Linked DNA regions of Homo sapiens: region 2 is linked to region 1. A link is an interaction called in ENCODE POLR2A ChIA-PET data of the cell type or tissue named here. Cell type or tissue: IMR-90. All regions are shown on one strand. Links, peaks and the distances in the headings refer to the core of each region. The heading gives the core; the rest is flanking DNA.

Region 1 (8,441 bases), core at 311-8,310:
CTATTTGAATTTGTAGATAGTTTTTGAAGCAAATAAGTCATTTGCATGAATCACTTTGGTGAATTTAAGAACTACTCAAATGACGTCATGGATACTTTCGAATATTTTGAAATATTTTTAAACTTTGTGGTCTCCGAAATGACTGGAAAGAAAGGAATGAAAAATATTGTGGCATTCCTAACTTCACTACTTTGGAATTACTTTTCGTTAACATCACTTTAGTGTTTGGCAAAAAGGCAGCATATTTTTAATTCCACGAGTATTGTATAATTAAACATGTAATGAAGATTTAGGTTCTAGATTAGTACATTTTGTCTTGTATAAGACTGTGCCAGCCGGGCACGGTGGCTTACGCCTGTAATCCCAGCACTTTGGGAGGCAGAGGTGGCCGGATCCCAAGGTCAATAGTTTGAGGCCAGCCTGGCCAATATGGTGAAACCCTGTCTCTGCTAAAAATACAAAAATTAGCCAGGCGTGGTGGCGTGTGCCTGTAATCCCAGCTACTCAGGAGGCTGAGGCAGGAGAATCGCTTGAACCTGGGAGGCGGAGGTTGCAGTGAGCCAAGATTGCACCATTGCACTCCAGCCTGGGTAACAGAGTGAGACTCCGTCTCAAAAAAAAAAAAAAAAAAAAAAGGCTGTGTGTATGGTATGTGTGTGTATAAGTGTGGGTGTGTAATGTATATGTATGTGTATATATATGTGTGTGTGGGTATGTGTGGTGTGTGTGTGTATATATGTGTGTGTGGTGTGTATGTGTGTGTGTGTTTGGGATGGTGGACGTGTAACCTTGTAAGCATACATATATATATGTGTGTGTGTGTGTGTGTGTGTGTGTATATATTTATTTTTGAGACAGAGTCTTGCTCTGTCGCCCAGGCTGGAGTGCAGTGACATGATCCCAGTTCCCTGCAACCTCTGCCTCCCAGGTTCAAGTGATTCTCATGACTCAGCCTCCAGAGCAGCTGGGATTACAGGCGCCTGCCACCATGCCCAGCTACTTTTTGTATTTTTAGTAGAGAAGGGGTTTCACCATGTTGGCCAAGCTGGTCTCGAACTCCTGGCCTCAAGTAAACATTCTGCCTCGGCCTCCCAAAGTGCTGGGATTACAGGTGTGAGCCACTGCACACGGCTGTCAGCATTGAAATGGGAAGATATTTGCTTATACAAACTATAAACTGGGTCAATATCCACTCTGAGGTGGTTCACATGGGTTAGACTTAGAGCATATTTGAGGTTGACCAGATGTCAACCCTGCTTCTCAGCTTTCCAGGTGTTCTCATTGAGACATGTCTTGCCCCTCAGTGAGTCACTCATTTTTCCCACTGTCTCCAGTCTGCCTTTCTCCTTCCTCCTTGCTCGGCAAATCATATTCACCTGCAAAACACAGTCACTGCCCATCTCTGTTTTCCAAGGGAACTGCATGGCTTGTCTCCTCTGTGTCCTATGCTGGGACATTACTCATTTGATTATTTGATATGGAATTTGCCTCTCTGTCCTGAAACATTCATAAAATTCAATTTTCCACTAACTTGACTAGGGTTTCTTCACCTTTTCTCTGTCACAGCCAGTTCAGAATAATTTTTAAATGCATGACAGAAATGAGATTACAAGGAAGCCAATTAAATTGAAATATAGTTATTAAAATGTTTTTAAAAATCTGTAATATTAATTGAAGTACTTCTTACTCACTTTTTTTTTTCTTTTTTTTGAGACGGAATCTTGCTCTGTTGCCCAGGCTGGAGTACAGTGGTGTGATCTCGACTCACTGCAACCTCCACCTTCCGGGTTCAAACAATTCTCCTGCCTCAGCCTCCCAAGTAGCTGAGATCACAGGCATGCACCACCACACCCGGCTAATTTTTGTATTTTTAGTAGAGACGGGGTTTCACCATGTTGGCCAGGCTGGTCTTGAGCTCCCGACCTCAGGTGATCTGCCCGCCTAGGCCTCCCAAAGTGCTGGGATTACAGGCATGAGCCACTGTACCCAGACATTTTTTTTTTTTGAGACAAAGTCTCACTCTGTCGCCCAGGCTGGAGTGCAGTGGCGTGATCTCAGCTCACTGCAGCCTCCACCTCCCAGGTTCAAGTGATTCTCCTGCCTCAGCCTCCCATGTAGCTAGGACTACAGGTGCACACCACTACATCCAGCTAATTTTTTTTGACTTTTTAGTAGAGACTGGGTTTCACCATGTTGGCCAGGCTGGTCTCGAATTCCTGACCTCATGTGATCCACCTGCCTCTGCCTTCCAAAGTGCTAGGAGTACAGGCGTGAGTGACCACGCTCAGTCCAATTGAAGTACTTTTTTTTTCTGAGACGGAGTCTCGCTCTGTTGCCCAGGCCAGAGTGCAGTGGCGTGATCTTGACTCACTGCAACCTCCACCTCCTGGATTCAAACGATTCTCTTGCCTCAGCCTTCTGAGTAGCTGAGATCACAGGCATGCGCCAGCACACCCGGCTAATTTTTGTATTTTCAGTAGAGATGGGGTTTCACCATGCTGGCCAGGCTGGTCTTGAACTCCTGACCTCAAGTGATCCTCCTGTCTCAGCCTCCCAAAGTACTGGGATTACAGGCGTGAACCACCATGCCTGGCCTGAAGTACTTCTTTAGTAACCTACTCAATAATGTAATATGATCTAAAAAAATCTATGATTTCTACTGGTGTCAGGGCCATAGATGTATTAATACTACCATAGTATGTTGACTACACTGACAATTGTTATAAATACTGCATTTCAGTTAAAAGTTAGAAGAAATAAAGATGTATTTTCTTTCCATCCAAGTTCATGGGCCCCTCCAGGGCATGGAGACCCTAAGTTAGGGATTGTCCTCCACTGGACTGTTGGCCCCTGTTGTAGATACAGCCTTACCTGTCTCTGAATTGCTGTTCTCAGCACAGTACCTGATATGGGGTCATTCCTCAGTAAATGTTACCTGGATTAAATGAAATGCAGAGCGAGGAAACCAACATTTATCAAACACTTAAGAGTATTGCCAGGCCTTTCAGCTCTTGTCTCTTTGGACCCTCAGTAACTGCCAGGGAAATATCACCCAGAATTTTTCAGATGAGGACACTGAGGACACTGGCACTCAGAGAGGACAGCAGGATTTCAACTCAGGGCTGTTTGACTCCAAAGTTCATGCTCTCTCTGCTCACAGCTTTGCCTCTTACAAAACTTCCCCAGATAAGATCACAAGCGAAGTTGTTTCAGATACTTGATGTTTCCAAACTTCTTAAAAAGATACAACAGCCAGGCGCGGTGGCTCACACCTGTAATACCAGCCTGTGATCCCAGCTACTCGGGAGGCTGAGGGAGGAGAATCGCTTGAACCCGGGAGGCGGAGGTTGCAGTGAGCCGAGATTGTGCCATTGCACTCCAGCCTGGGCAACAAGAGCGAAACTCCGTCTCAAAAAAAAAAAAAAAAAAAAAAAGACATAGTACTGGCTGGGTTTAGTGGCTCACGCCTATAATCCCAACACTTTGGGAGACTGGAGGATCACTTGAGCCCAGGAGTTTGAGACCAGCCTGGATAACATGGCGAAACCCTGACTCTATAAAAAATAAAAAAATTGGCCAGGTGTGGTGGTGCGTGTCTATAGTCCCAGCTACCCAGGAGGCTGAGCCTGGGAGGTTGAGGCTGCGGTGAGCTATGATCACAACACTGCACTACAGCCTTGACGACAGAGTGAGACCCTGTCTCAAAAAAAAAAAAAAAAAAAAAAAAAGAGACTCAATACAACTTCAACATTTTTTTTTCCTAATTCCGTAAGTCTAGCTTACAGGGATACTTAGTTGAAAAATCTACAAAAATTTCTTAGTCTGGATATAGAGTGACTGTGTTCCTATAAGCACAAATTTATACCCATCAAGATGAGACCAGTCCTAGCACAGACCAGGATTTTGAAATGTCAAACAAGCTGTATTTTCTCTGATGCTTCACAAGCATATCTGGTCCTCTCAGGAGAGATTTTTTTTTTCAGGCAGATTTGTGGTGGACATAGAGGAAGGTCACAGGATGGTACTATGTTCCACAAAACTGTGTCCTGTACTGCATGCATACAGATTAGGCAACATTATTAAATACGTTTATTTCCTTTCTTTCCTTCCTTCCTTCCTCCCTCCCTCCCTCCCTTTCTTTCTTCCTTTTTTTTTTTTTTTGAGACAGAGTCTTGCTCTGTCGCCCAGGCTGGAGTGCAATGGCGTGATCTTGGCTCACTGCAACGTCTGCCTCCCGGGTTCAAGCAATTCTCTTGCCTCGGTCACCCGAGTAGCTGGGATTACAGGCACCCACCACCACGACTGGCTAATTTTTTGTATTTTTAGTAGACATGGGGTTTTGCCATGTAGACCAGGCTGGTCTCGAACTCCTAACCTCAGGTGATCCACCTACCCGGGCCTCCCAAAATGCTGGGATTACAGGAGTGAGCCACCGCACCTAGCCTGTTACATTGCATTTTCTACTGTTAAGATGTTTTTTCCACTTGGGAATCATGTTGATCATACACAGAGAATGGAAGATACGTTGCAGTTTATACAAATGACATTTTCTGCAACGCGTCTGAGAACATGTTCTTGTAACAACTGAACATTTCTAACATTTCTTTTGAGGGGAACACCCATTTTATAACACTTTCTACTTAAAAGCACAGATCCCTCAAAGACCCTGAGTAAGCTGGATCCGTTACCATTTCCTTTAGCAGAGCGCCTTCGATTTCCCTTAGCTGCATATGTCCACCTCTGCGGGGGGCTCCACAGCCTCAGCCTGATCTTTCCGTCCTAGGCCTGATTATGGACTGCCAAGACTTTTTGGAGAAAGCAGTTTCTTGTCGCTCTTCTTTTTTCATTCTTCTTGATTTGCTTCCCTCTAACTATTGTCCCGAATCTCCTCCAGTTTCCAGAGCAACCCTCAGCAGGAGACTCTGTGCTTGATTCACCAAGGAGGAGAAAGGGTTTGAACTCCACTCCATCACCTCTGTCTCACCCACCAAAACCTCCCTAGAGCTGTTTTTCACAGCTTCCTCTCCTCGTTTCTGAGGAAGATAGGGCTTTCTTGCTTGCCAACACAAATCACTGTGCTCTGAATTTTACCTCCCTTCTGGATTTCAGTCCTTTTACCCCCTCTACATCTCTCCTCCATTTATAAAAGTGCTCAGAGATGCCCATTCTTTAAAATAAATACCTAAAAGAAAACAAAACCTTTCCCTTATTTTTGTTACTGCCCTAATCTAGTCTTATATCTCCTGCTTTCCTTTCACTGCCAGACGTCTTGGACTTGTGGTTTATAATCACATGGCTTCAGCTTTTGAAACTTGGCTTCTCTCCCTACCATCCTACTGAGAACTGTTCTCTAGAAGGTCACTGAGTCTCTTGTTTGTCAGATCCAGTGGCCTTTCCTCCGTTCTAATGCTCGAAATCTGTAGCATCTGACAATTTTTATTACCATGTGCTTCAGGCTCACTGTACCCTCGGCTTCCAGAACACCGTACTACCAGCTTCATCTCCTACCTTTCTGACCACTCCTCTTTTTTTTTCCTTCGGTAGTTCTTTCTTCCCCACTCCTGTGGCTTCCATACTAAATTCTACATAGAGAGCTCCCTGATGTTGATCTCCAGGATTGCCCTACACATTTCAGACCAGCATTTCCCCCACCAGCCATTCCCTTCCTCCTGAGTCCAGGATCTCCTGATTCAAGGGTCCACATCTCCTCTGACCCAGTTCCTCTCTTGCGTGTCCCACTGTTGCACATACTGCCGTCACTCAGAGTTCACGGACTTTTTTTTTTTTTTTTTTTTTGGTGACAGGATCTTGCTCTCTTGCCCAAGCTGGAGTGCAGTGGCATGATTATAGCTCACTGCAGCCTTGAACTCCTGGGCTCAAGCAATTCTCCCTCCTCAGTCTCCTGAGTAGCCAGGACAACAGGTGTGAGCCACTGAGCCTGGCAGGTTAAAAATTATTTTTTGTAGCAATGGGGTCTCATTATGTTGCCCAGTTTGGTCTTGAATTCCTGGCCTCAAGCGATCTTCCACCTTGGCCTTCCCAAGTGCTAGAATTACAGGCATGAGCCACTGCTCCTGGCCCACTCTCTGACTTTTGATTCTTTCTTCTGCCTCAGAGTTAGTCACTGGCAAATTCTGAACATTGCACTGTCTCCCATTTCACTCTTGGCCCTCCTTTCCATTCCCACAGCTACTTTGGTTTTAGGTCCTTGTCTCTTCTCTGCCCCTGTTTCTACTTCTGCCCTCATTTGTCTCACAGACATTCCAGGTAAAGGTGGGCAGCTCCAATACTGGCACCTTCCTGCTCAAAACCTCTTTATGGCTTTCTACTGTTAATGGAACTACAGATCCACAATTTTGCATGCAAAACTTTCACAAAAATGCAATATGGATTTATGAACTCTACAGTTAGTTTGGGAAAAACTGAAATGAAAGCCAGAACAAACTATCAACAAAACTATACTGTCTCTACCCTTTACTACAAAGGTTTTTTTTTTTTTTGAGATAGGGTCCTGCTCTGTTGTCCAGGGTGTAGTGCAGTAGTGCCATCATGGCTCACTGCAGCCTGGACCTCGCAGGCTCAAGCAATTCTCCTGCCTTGGCCTCCCAAAGTACTAGGATTAGAGGCATGAGCCACTGCACCCAGCCTAATATAAGGTTTCTAAGAAAAGGAAATTAAAAACCCCAAAAAGACAGTGGATACTTTTTCCAAATGAAATATTTCTCAGAGTCCAGATAAACATAAGTAGAATGTCAATTCGGTAGGTGTGCCAAACAGCCACCGTTCTGTAACTGTGACAATGCCCTCTGCTGTATTTATTGATGATATCTTTTTAATTCAAATATAGTGGAACATTTGACCATGGAATCAAGAGTTCTGTGTTCTGCTGGGCATGGTGGTATGTGCCTGTAATCCTAGCATTTTGGGAGGCAGAGGCAGGAGGATCGTTTGAATCCAGCAGTTCAAGATAAGCCTGGGCAACAAAGACTTTGTCTCTACTAAAAATTTAAAAATTAGCCAGGTATGGTGGTGCATGCCTGTAGTCCTAGCTACTGGGAAAGCCAAGGTGGGAGGATCACTTGAGCCCAGGAGTTTGAGGCTGCAGTGTGCTATGATTGCACCACTGCACTCCAGCCTGGGTAACAGAGTGAGATCTTGTTTTCACAAAAATAAAAAAATAAAAGAAATAAAGAGTTATGTGTTCCTGTTCGAATTGCAGAGTTAATTGGTCTAGCTCTTGTTAAGTCACTTAACATCTTTAGGCATTAATTTCCATATCTGCAATCTTTTGGGGTTTGAGGACTGTTTTGTCGGTAGTTCTCAATACTGGCTGCACGTTTCAGGTACCTGGGGAGTGGGTTTAAAACACATCCACAGGCCGGGCGCGGTGGCTCATGCCTGTAATCCCAGCACTTTGGGAGGCCAAGGCAGGTGGATCATGAGGTCAGGAGATCAAGACCATCCTGGCTAATATGGTGAAACCCCGTCTCTACTAAAAAATACAAAAAAAAATTAGCCGGGCATGGTGGCGGGCGCCTGTAGTCCCAGCTACTCAGGAGGCTGAGGCAGGAGAATGGCGTGAACCCGGGAGGTAGAGCTTGCAGTGAGCCAGGTTCGTGCTACTGCACTCCAGCCTGGGTGACGGAGTGAGACTCTGTCTCAAAAAAAAAAAAAAAAATAAATAAATAAAAATAAAAAATAAATCAAACAAAACATATCCATGCCCAGGCCCCCCTCTTAGGGATTGTTTCGATAGGACATCTGTCTCTCTCTCTCTCTTTCTATTTTTTTATTTGTTTGTTTGTTTGTTTTTTTAGACAGAGTCTCACTCTGTTGCCTAGGCTGGAGTGCAATGACACGGTCTCGGCTCACTGCAACCTCTGCCTCCTGGGTTCAAATGATTCTCGTGCCTCAGCCTCCCACGTAGCTGGGGTTAAAGGCACGTGCCACCATGTCCGGCTAATTTTTGTATTTTTAGTAGAGACAAGGTTTCACCATGTCGGCCAGGCTGGTCTCAAACTCCCGACGACCTCAGGTGATCTGCCTGCCTCGGCCTCCCAAACTGTTGGGATAATAGGCGTGAGCCACCGTGCCCGACCTATAATTACAGGTCTTTCTTTCTTTCTTTTTTTTTTTTTTTTGAGACGGAGTTTTGCTCTTGTTGCTCAGGCTGGAGTGCAATGACACAATCTCAGCTCACTGCAACCTCCGCCTCCGGAGTTCAAGAGGTTCTCCTGCCTCAGTCTCCCAACTAGTTGGGACTACAGGCATGCACCACGACGACCGGCTAATTTTTTGTATTTAGTAGAGATGGGGTTTCACCATGTTGGTCAGGCTGGTCTCAAACTCCTGACTTCAGGTGATCCACCCACCTCGGCCTTCCAAACTGCTGGGATTACAAGGGTGAGCCACCGTGCCTGGCCATAATTACGGTTATTTCT
Region 2 (8,441 bases), core at 379-8,378, 120 kb after region 1:
AGCACCAGGGTACTTTTAGGATGAACCCTGCCTCCCCCTCTGGAAGGGGCTGTTCCCACCCCTGCCACTGATTCCTGAGAGGTAACAGAAGCAAAATAAGGCTGCTTCAATGTCAGTCCACTCTTAATCCACCGTGATGAAACGTTAATCCATGGCACAGCTAAACACAAATTAAACATGGATAAACAGAAAAAGGTCCACACGTGATCCTAGGCCATGGATGCCTAGCCCAAAAAAGGGCCAGCTCTGAAACCTGATGCTTTGATAATACTGAGATCTGGCTTTGAGACGACTCTTTGGTTGTGAATCAAACAGGTTTCCGAGCTCAAGCCCAAATGCATTCTTTACCTTATTACTGTGAAACACAGATGGGCTCATGCTGCCGGGGGGCCGGGGAGTGCCAGGGAAGGGCGTGTGTAATCTGGGATTTAAAGTGACTGCAACAGAGGTCACAGGAACAGGAGGATGGGTGACTAAACCTTACACTGCAAAGCAGAACTGGGAAGCGGCTGCATCTGAATATCTCATCTTCCTTTAGGTATGTCAGGATGAAAAGCCTAATTCCAGCAGGCTTAGATCCTGCAGATGCTTTTCCATATTCACATGGATTAAGCTTTCAGAGTCCACAAAGGACTTCAGGCGCAATAATGCAAAGAACAGCAGTTATTTAGATAAAGGAGTGCCCCGAAGTATTAAGACATTTCCTTAAACATATGGAACAGTACCAGAGAAGCAACATCCCAGACTAACACGGTAGGTTCCTGCCCTGCAACTGCAGGATTCCCATGACAAAGAATTCATAGCAAAAATAAAAGCCGGTGATTAGGAAGCTACAAAGGCTGTATACATTGAAAGCACTTTAAAATGAGACAACATGCATACCTGCAAGCATTAAACCCGAGTGCTGTTCCTCACTCACATCTCTCTCAATCTAGCACTCTACTAGAATCTTCTAAAGAGAAATACCAGTCTTTAAATTTTTTTTTTTTGAGACACAGTTTTTTTTTTTTTTTGAGACCGAGTTTTGCTCGTTTCTCAGGCTGGAGTGCAATGGCGCGATCTCGGCTCACTGCAGTCTCCGCCTCCTGGGTTCAAGCAATTCTCCTGCCTCAGCCTCACAAGTAGCTGGGATTACAGGTGTGCACCACCACACCCAGCTAATTTTTATATTTTTAGTAGAGCCTACCATGTCTCTACTCTATCTACTTCACCATGTTGGCCAGACTGGTCTCAAACTCCTGACCTCAGGTGATCCACCCACCTCAGCCTCCCAAGGTGCTGGGATTACAGGCATGAGCCACTGCGCCTGGCCAGCGCCTCAGGATTAAGCCACCTTGCCAATTTCTTTCCTCCCCTTGTTGTAATGAACAACATGACCTTATGTGGTGTTAGTACTATGCTACCCCACTCATGGTGCATGCACACCCCTCAAAGATGGGTGGATAAACTTGGAGCATTCCGGGAAAATCCCCCATGCCAAGTCTTTTTTGTAGCAGGGTGAGGTAGCTCTGTTGACTCACCAGCTTCTTTGCTATCTGGTTTTCAGCTCAGCAAGTTCTCAAATGTAAACAGGGCTCTATAGAAGAATGTTTACCCGGTAGCGCCTAAGAAACCAGTAATGATTCTTCAGAGAGGTTACTGAGCTGGTGTCCAAGGGGTGATCGCAGGAGCAGGGCAGATGTGGGCAGATGCGCTTTGGGGCAGCATCAGCCTCCCATTGAACCAGGAGGCCCAGCTTCCATTTCTATCAACTTTCAACCTGTTCTGCTTGGAAACCACCCAAACTCGCACAGCCTTGGCTCTGAGATTTGACAAATATTATGACAGATGTTTTCCTGCGCTAGGTAAAAACACCTGTAACTGGACTCACTTTTCCAAACACTCTGGTTACACAAACACCACACACACACACACACACACACCACACTCCAGTCTTTTAGAAAGGACTGCTTTTCTTAAAAATTCTCATGTTGACTAAAAGTGAGATGGGACCCATTAGAGTAATACATCTCACGGGCTTAATTTTTTAATTCTGCCAAAACCCTCACTATAGAAATTATGTCAAGTAAAAATAAGATGATTGTGTAACATAGCTGTGTCGGGGAGAGAGGCGATGTCCACCCAAAGCCAATTCTGAAGTCCCTGTGCGACACAAGGTGTCAATTAACAACAGAGACCTACAGAGATCCAGACAATTCCAGAGATGGATCCAGACAGTTCCAGAAGAGCTGGGAAGAGAGGCCAGGATGGGGATGATCAGTGGGTACCCTCCGACGGAGCAGTCTTTGGACAAACTGCCAACAAGCATTTCATGTTCCCATTGGAATAATCATGCAGGAAACTGCTTGAAATGAGAGAGAAAACATGACTCTGGGGTCTAATTCTCACTTTTATAGAAAAAGAAGAACAGGTGGGATCAGTGAGTCTGAAGGTTGCAGTAACATGAGGGCCATTTGGCTCAATGGTGTGTCCCTCTTAACTGTGTTGTCACCCGCCCACTTGGTGGGCTGCCAGGTTTGTCTCAAGGCCTTCTCAGGGAATAGCTCATTCTCAGGAGGCAACTTAAGTTCCCAACTGAAGGAACTTAAGGAACAGCTTCCCCAGGGGGGTCCTGCACCTGCCTGGGCTTCCATTCCCTGATCCTGCCTCCACCAACACAAAGGGCCAGGGCAGCTCTGAAGGTGATAGCGGAAATAACATCTCAGGAGGCTCTTCAGCGCCTGCTGCATCCCAGGACGGAGCCACCACAGTGCCCTCTACGTCTCCCACAGCGAGCGCTTCCCTAGGGAGGCTGCAGAAGTTAGCGGGTAACACGGTTTTCTGGCAGACACAGGGCAGAAAAATCGGCCTATGGCATACCCATTTCCTGCTTTTAAATGTGGACAGCCTGTGCTGGATTTTTGTCTGCTTCTGTCAAGTTAAGTGTTGTGGAATTTGTGCCATTAAAAAAGTTTTCTTGGGCCGGGTGCCGTGGCTCATGCCTGTAATCCCAGCACTTTGGGAGACTGAGTGGGGCGGATCACCTGATGTCAGGAGATGGAGACCATCCTGGCCAACATGGCGAAACCCTGTCTCTACTAAAAATACAAAAATTAGCCGGGCGTGGTGGCGGGTGCCTGTAATCCCAGCTACTCGGGAGGCTGAGGCAGGAGAATGGCGTGAACCCGGGAGGTGCAGGTTGCAGTGAGCCGAGACAGAACCATTGCATTCCAGCCTGGGCAACAGAGCAAGACTCCATTTCAAAAAAAAAAAAAAAAAAAAAAAAAGTCTTTCCTCTCATCAACCCCCTACCCCCTGCCCCCGAACGTCCTCAACCCAAAGTAGCCAAGTTGGCTAATCTAACGCAAAGGGTGGGAGGCCACACCAAATGCACTGGTTACATAGCAAACACAAAGTCTGGCTGGGTTTTAAAGCAGCCTTCGTCTAAATCACGCAAGCACACAGCAACAATTAGCAAAACTGCCCAGACATCGTTTCAGGTATCAAAGGGGCTGAGTGCACCGTGCACCCTTGCTTGCACACTGAGTGCTCTCACCAATTTCTGGGCCTGGAGCGCGGAGGCTTGGGCACCCACGCAACGCGCCAAAGGAAGTCAGGAGAGTGACGTCGAGTGTCTGAACCAACCCAGCCTTTTTCAGATTAGCTGCATCCTAAGAAGCCCCAGTCCTCATGTCTCTCAGTATTTAGCCATGGTAAGTGAAAACAAAGGCCTGCACATTGCTTCTGACTCAATTTCTTAACTATATTGTAAAGCTTCCTGGGAACTGCATTATGAAAATTAGACCACTCATTATGGGGTTTCAAAAGAAAAAAAAAAACAAGCCCATTCTCTTGCACTGCCCATTTTGAAAGTGTTGGTGGAGCCAAAGTGTGCAACGGGACCCCAGCTGGGATGCAGGACAGGCCTCACCTTGGACCATGTCAGGATTCCCATTTCTAGCAATGGAACACACTCAACCTCAAGAGGCTGTGCTCAGCTCTGGACAGCACCCGGCACAAGACGCTCCGCACAGTAGGTGCTCAATGAACACCACCCCTTCTGCTCTTTAGCAGCTTTTCCTGCAGATTCCCAAAGTCTCCACCTCACCTCCATGGTGACCCGCCCCATCACACTCCACTGTTTGAGGTCTCCTCGGCTGTCCTGCGATCAGAAGGTCCCAGGATGCCGTCCTTCCTCTGGTTTTGTGAGCAATGCTCCTAATCAGGGCTGGCTCAGCGAGCCCTCCCCCATGAACCTTTCTCAGTCCAATTCTGTCACTTTGTCCTTAGTCCAAAAAACCTGCCACTCCTCAAGATGAGAAAGGCACCCCAAAAATAGTCCAGGGCATGCATGTGCCTGTAGAGACAGGCCAAGGCATGGCCGCTTAGCCCCTGACCTGCGGAGCGGAGCGCACCCCTCCCTCCACAGCACGTGCTCCCTCCATTCATCACGTGCTTTTCATTTTGTTTGACACCCGGGCTGTAAATCAAACTGTCGACTATGACTCAATGGTGATGGACGGCTGGCCTCAAGGGAGTGTACGGTGTGATGGGGAAAAACGACAGAGACATGGACACAGTCCCCAGAAGCCCCTCCCCACAACCACTTCAGCCCTCTGAGCCTGAGCCCACATCAAAGCCCAAACAGCCCCATTTGCAAGCCTGGGCATGGTAGGCACTAAGCTAGGCAAAGCACCCACCGCCCAAATACAAATGGCTGCCTGACAGAGACCTGCTCCACCTGAGCCTGCACACGGACAGTTTCAGCACACGGGCCTTGATGGGACGGTCAGCCTTTCTTAGGATACGAAAGAACTGACTCTCAGCCTCACTCCCAAGTCTCGGATAAATCTGCGTCACCCATCCCAGGTTGCAAATGGGAAGGGAGGAACCCTCCTGGCACAGACATCTCTTCAACCGGAACACGGAAAACAAAACCCTCAGGTGATGAGAAACAGGCTGGAGGGACAGGGAGTGTGGGATCCCACTGTGCCCCAGCGCTGGACACCCAGAATGCTCTCCCCTCTCGGCATCTTCACAGCCCAGCTGGGGTGCTCAGCCAGGCTCCTGCTGGATGTGGAAGGGCTGAGAAAGGCACGTGAGGTCACTCTGTAGATGGAGATGAGACAGAGACAGAGGAACGCCCTCGAGCGCGCACGCCAAGGTGCCTGAGCTTTAGTAGCAAGCGAGCCAAGTGGTAGAAACCAATCAGAGAGGAGTCTCATTTCACAGCTTTAACACTGTACGTTCTGGAAAAGGAGAGAGGGCAAGAAGCCGGCAGCAAAATGTATCTTGGGGTTCTGGTTCACAGTCACCCCAAATACCTGTCAATTAGGTTGAGCTGTGTGAAGCGCGCAGAAGGTTCTCCGCATTCGTGCGGGCTGCTGTCTGCTGCTGTCTGGCTACCCTGGGGCCTCCTCCAAACACGGAGACTACGGATGCACTGTTCCCCCCGCGGCACTCCTTCCCCCTGCCCACCCCAAGCACTGCTCCCCTCAAGGCACTGACTTGGCCTGAAACTAGAGATGCTCTTTTCCCAAAGGTGCCGGGACCAAGAGGACAGGCACTGAGAGTAAAGCCCTGGGCAGCTGGGCCCAGGGGCTCCGGGCCACACTGTGGGAGGTTTCAACTCAATCATCGATGGAGACAGGGCACCACCAACCAGGCGGTGGGAAACAGCGCGATTCACTGTGGTAGGGGCAGGAGCTGAAAACCGCAGCTGCAGAACCAAACTAGAAGACGGTGATGAACCCCCAAACCCCAGCCACAGACTCCAGTTGCACTACACATCCCTGGCCCCCCAAATAAAAGCAAAGTGGCCTTAACATGTTGCTATTAGAAAAAAGTGGTGAGTATGAAGACATCCGCCCATCACCAAACTGACCGGTGCAAAGAGACGCTTATGTTTGTGCTTGAGAAATGAGTAACAACAGAGAAATAAAACACCGAACCTGATTCACAGCTGCAGAACGGGAGGGCAGTCTATGAACCCCATCCCCAGAGTCGGTGGAGGAACAGGTGGGGTGAGGGGTTCCCTGGGGAGGGGTCCCCCACTCTGAGTTTCTCTTAAAGCCGGGGACAGATAAGGCAAAACATGAAACTTTACCCCTTGCAAAGAACCGCACTTTTGTCTGTGAAGCTTTGCCTTGGCTGTTTCCTGAACCTTTACCTTTGCATAAGATTGTTTGGGTATGTTCATTTGTGCTTTGGGGTTTTAAGGCATGTCTAGTTGACTATTGTATATTTACATAGCTAATGTAATTACAGCTAATCACATAATTGCTGGAAATGTGCATAATTGCCTGATCCCAACATATAATTATAATGTATAGCAACATTATGAATCCCATTTTTAAAATCCACATTTTGGGGCTATTTAAAGTTATTTATTAGAACTGTTTGTGGACTACCTATAGGCAGGCTTCAACTCTGTTTCTTTACGAAGCGCTCAAAGTGCTTTAAAAAAACAAACAAAAACAAAACAAGTCCTGATTTTATAATGCATCTGTACAAAGATAGGTGAAAAGAAAACAGCTACTCAGAACAAAAACAAATAAATCTTAAATACCAAACAAAACCATTTGTCAACACTCTGTGGATTATGTTCTTTCCTCGGGGAAAGAGAAAGTCACTCTCTCATCCTGGAGGCTCTGATGGGTGTTTGCCAGGCAAGGAGGCTGCTGGAAGAAGGAAAGAGCCAGAGGGACTTCTAGACCACTTGGGTAACCTTGCTGACCCTGGAGGCGCCTGTCTTTGTTCCTTATACGTATGGATGACCTTTCTTGGGGGTACATCCCACTGACATGTGCTTCCACCATGGCAAGTTCAACCCACTGAGAAGAGCAGAAGAGCCCGCGACACAGAAGAGACCCACTGGGGAAACTCCCTTCCACCTCATCCCCGGCAGCATCTTCTCAGACTTCTCATCCTCCTGCGACAAAGGTGATGCAGAATGAGATTCCCAGACTTTCTAACTATCTATGTGTTTCACAGAAACCAGCTTGTCTCCTTTTTCCTCATATCCACCCAACCAGCTCAACGTTCTCATTCCTTTTATCCTCTGTGGTCGTGAGAACATTCCAGAGGTGCGGAATGTTTCATGAGCTTGTTTATTTAAGAGGAGGTCCCTTTTATTTTTGCAGAGGAAATGGAGAAGCACCCTCCCTGAGTCATGTTACAAGGGGACTACTCACAACTCAGCTGATACCATCCTCGGGGGACCATTTTCCACGTCTCTAACACATTCGAACAAAACGCAGTAAAACGAAACACATACTTTTTTCAAGTTGCAATCGCAACAGCCGCAGGAAAGGGGAGCAGTGTTTACAGACTGATTCTATCATAATCCACAAGAAGCAGCTCTAACAAAAAGTTACCACCAACAACAGCCATTGTGGTTTATTAAGTTCTACAAACCCAGGGCTCTGCAAGATGCTCTTCTGGGTTCCCTTTGCAATGCTGAGTGATTGTTAGCTAGCCCTCATTTCCAACCAATAGATGTTTGGGGCAAACCAAAGGAGCTCTGGCATAATGCGATAAAGTAGGTACTAAAACCCTCCAGCTGGTGCAGTTCACAATGTCAATTATGTCAGCAGACTAAACAGATAGGAAGATCTCCATTATACTTGAGAATGAGGAGACCACAATCTTGTTCTGATCAGCCTGTGTTACGAGAGGGCTCCTTCGTAATAATTCTTACATGGTATTATAGGATTGCTTGATAGCAGGCATCAGAAAAAAAAGGAACAATTATAAATAGCAAACTCAAAGAGTTACATTAAAAAAATTAAAATGTGGCTTTTACATTGGCTAGAAAGACCATTATTCCAGCTCATTTGGCTGGAGTCCCAAAGACTGTCTGTGTCCTGCTCTCCGAGTAGAGACACAGCCTGGCGGAGTGAATCCCCACGGCAGATTCTGGGCACACAGAAGGATCAAGCTCCATGCCACTTTTTCTTGCTTTGAAAAGTTTCAAAGAGGAAGGGGCTGGACAGGCCTTAGAAAACAGGGAAAGGTTGTACAAGTATCTGTGCAGGGGTGATGCTCAGATTCCAGCGGAGTACCTGGAGTGGGACCCTGGAGAGGCCTGCCTGATTCCAGCCTAGGGACCCACGACCAGGGCTTGATGTTGGCATTGTGTAGCAGGCGGGAGGGGACGAATTTTAAGGAGCTGGTGTATCCAGACACCAAGAGCAGGAAGACAAAGTTCCTACAAGCCTGGGAGCAGACCGGGTAAGCACAGCAGAACATGGCAGCTTCATGCTTTTAATCATTTAGAAAGAAAAAAAAAACAAACCTAAGGGACGCAGAAGTCCCTGTGTCAGGTGTAGGCAGTGGGGAGGGAGAAAAAAACAGTTTGACAGGCTCTCTGCATATCAATACAGAACATTCTACAAGTAGTTGATAGAATAGAAACATGGTGAGAATTCAAAGCTAGAGGGGGTGTGTGTGTGTGTGTGTGT

The links. ChIA-PET counts read pairs that join two places held together with the same protein. Peaks named below come from ENCODE experiments on the same cell type or tissue, not always from the same donor. Only the 100,000 strongest peaks of a DNase experiment are listed, where the experiment ranks them.
Region 2: POLR2A ChIA-PET joins it to region 1 with 6 read pairs; 5 of 35 experiments call an interaction of 5 or more read pairs at or near these places.

Annotation. Positions count from the first base shown.
Region 1 is chr10:124,906,567-124,915,007 of GRCh38, forward strand. No RefSeq gene overlaps it. Among named protein-coding and RNA genes, the nearest start is that of ZRANB1, 31 kb to the right of the region's middle. In IMR-90, for the core only: no CTCF peak of the experiment used is centred there; DNase peaks (open chromatin) are centred at 1,265 and 5,295; H3K27ac peaks cover 2,122 bases.
Region 2 is chr10:125,028,248-125,036,688 of GRCh38, forward strand. The region is part of intron 3 of CTBP2 (C-terminal binding protein 2); the gene reads right to left. It overlaps MIR4296 (microRNA 4296), which reads right to left and starts at 4,623; the gene lies at 4,536-4,623. In IMR-90, for the core only: no CTCF peak of the experiment used is centred there; DNase peaks (open chromatin) are centred at 1,534 and 7,084; H3K4me3 peaks cover 371 bases; H3K27ac peaks cover 1,463 bases.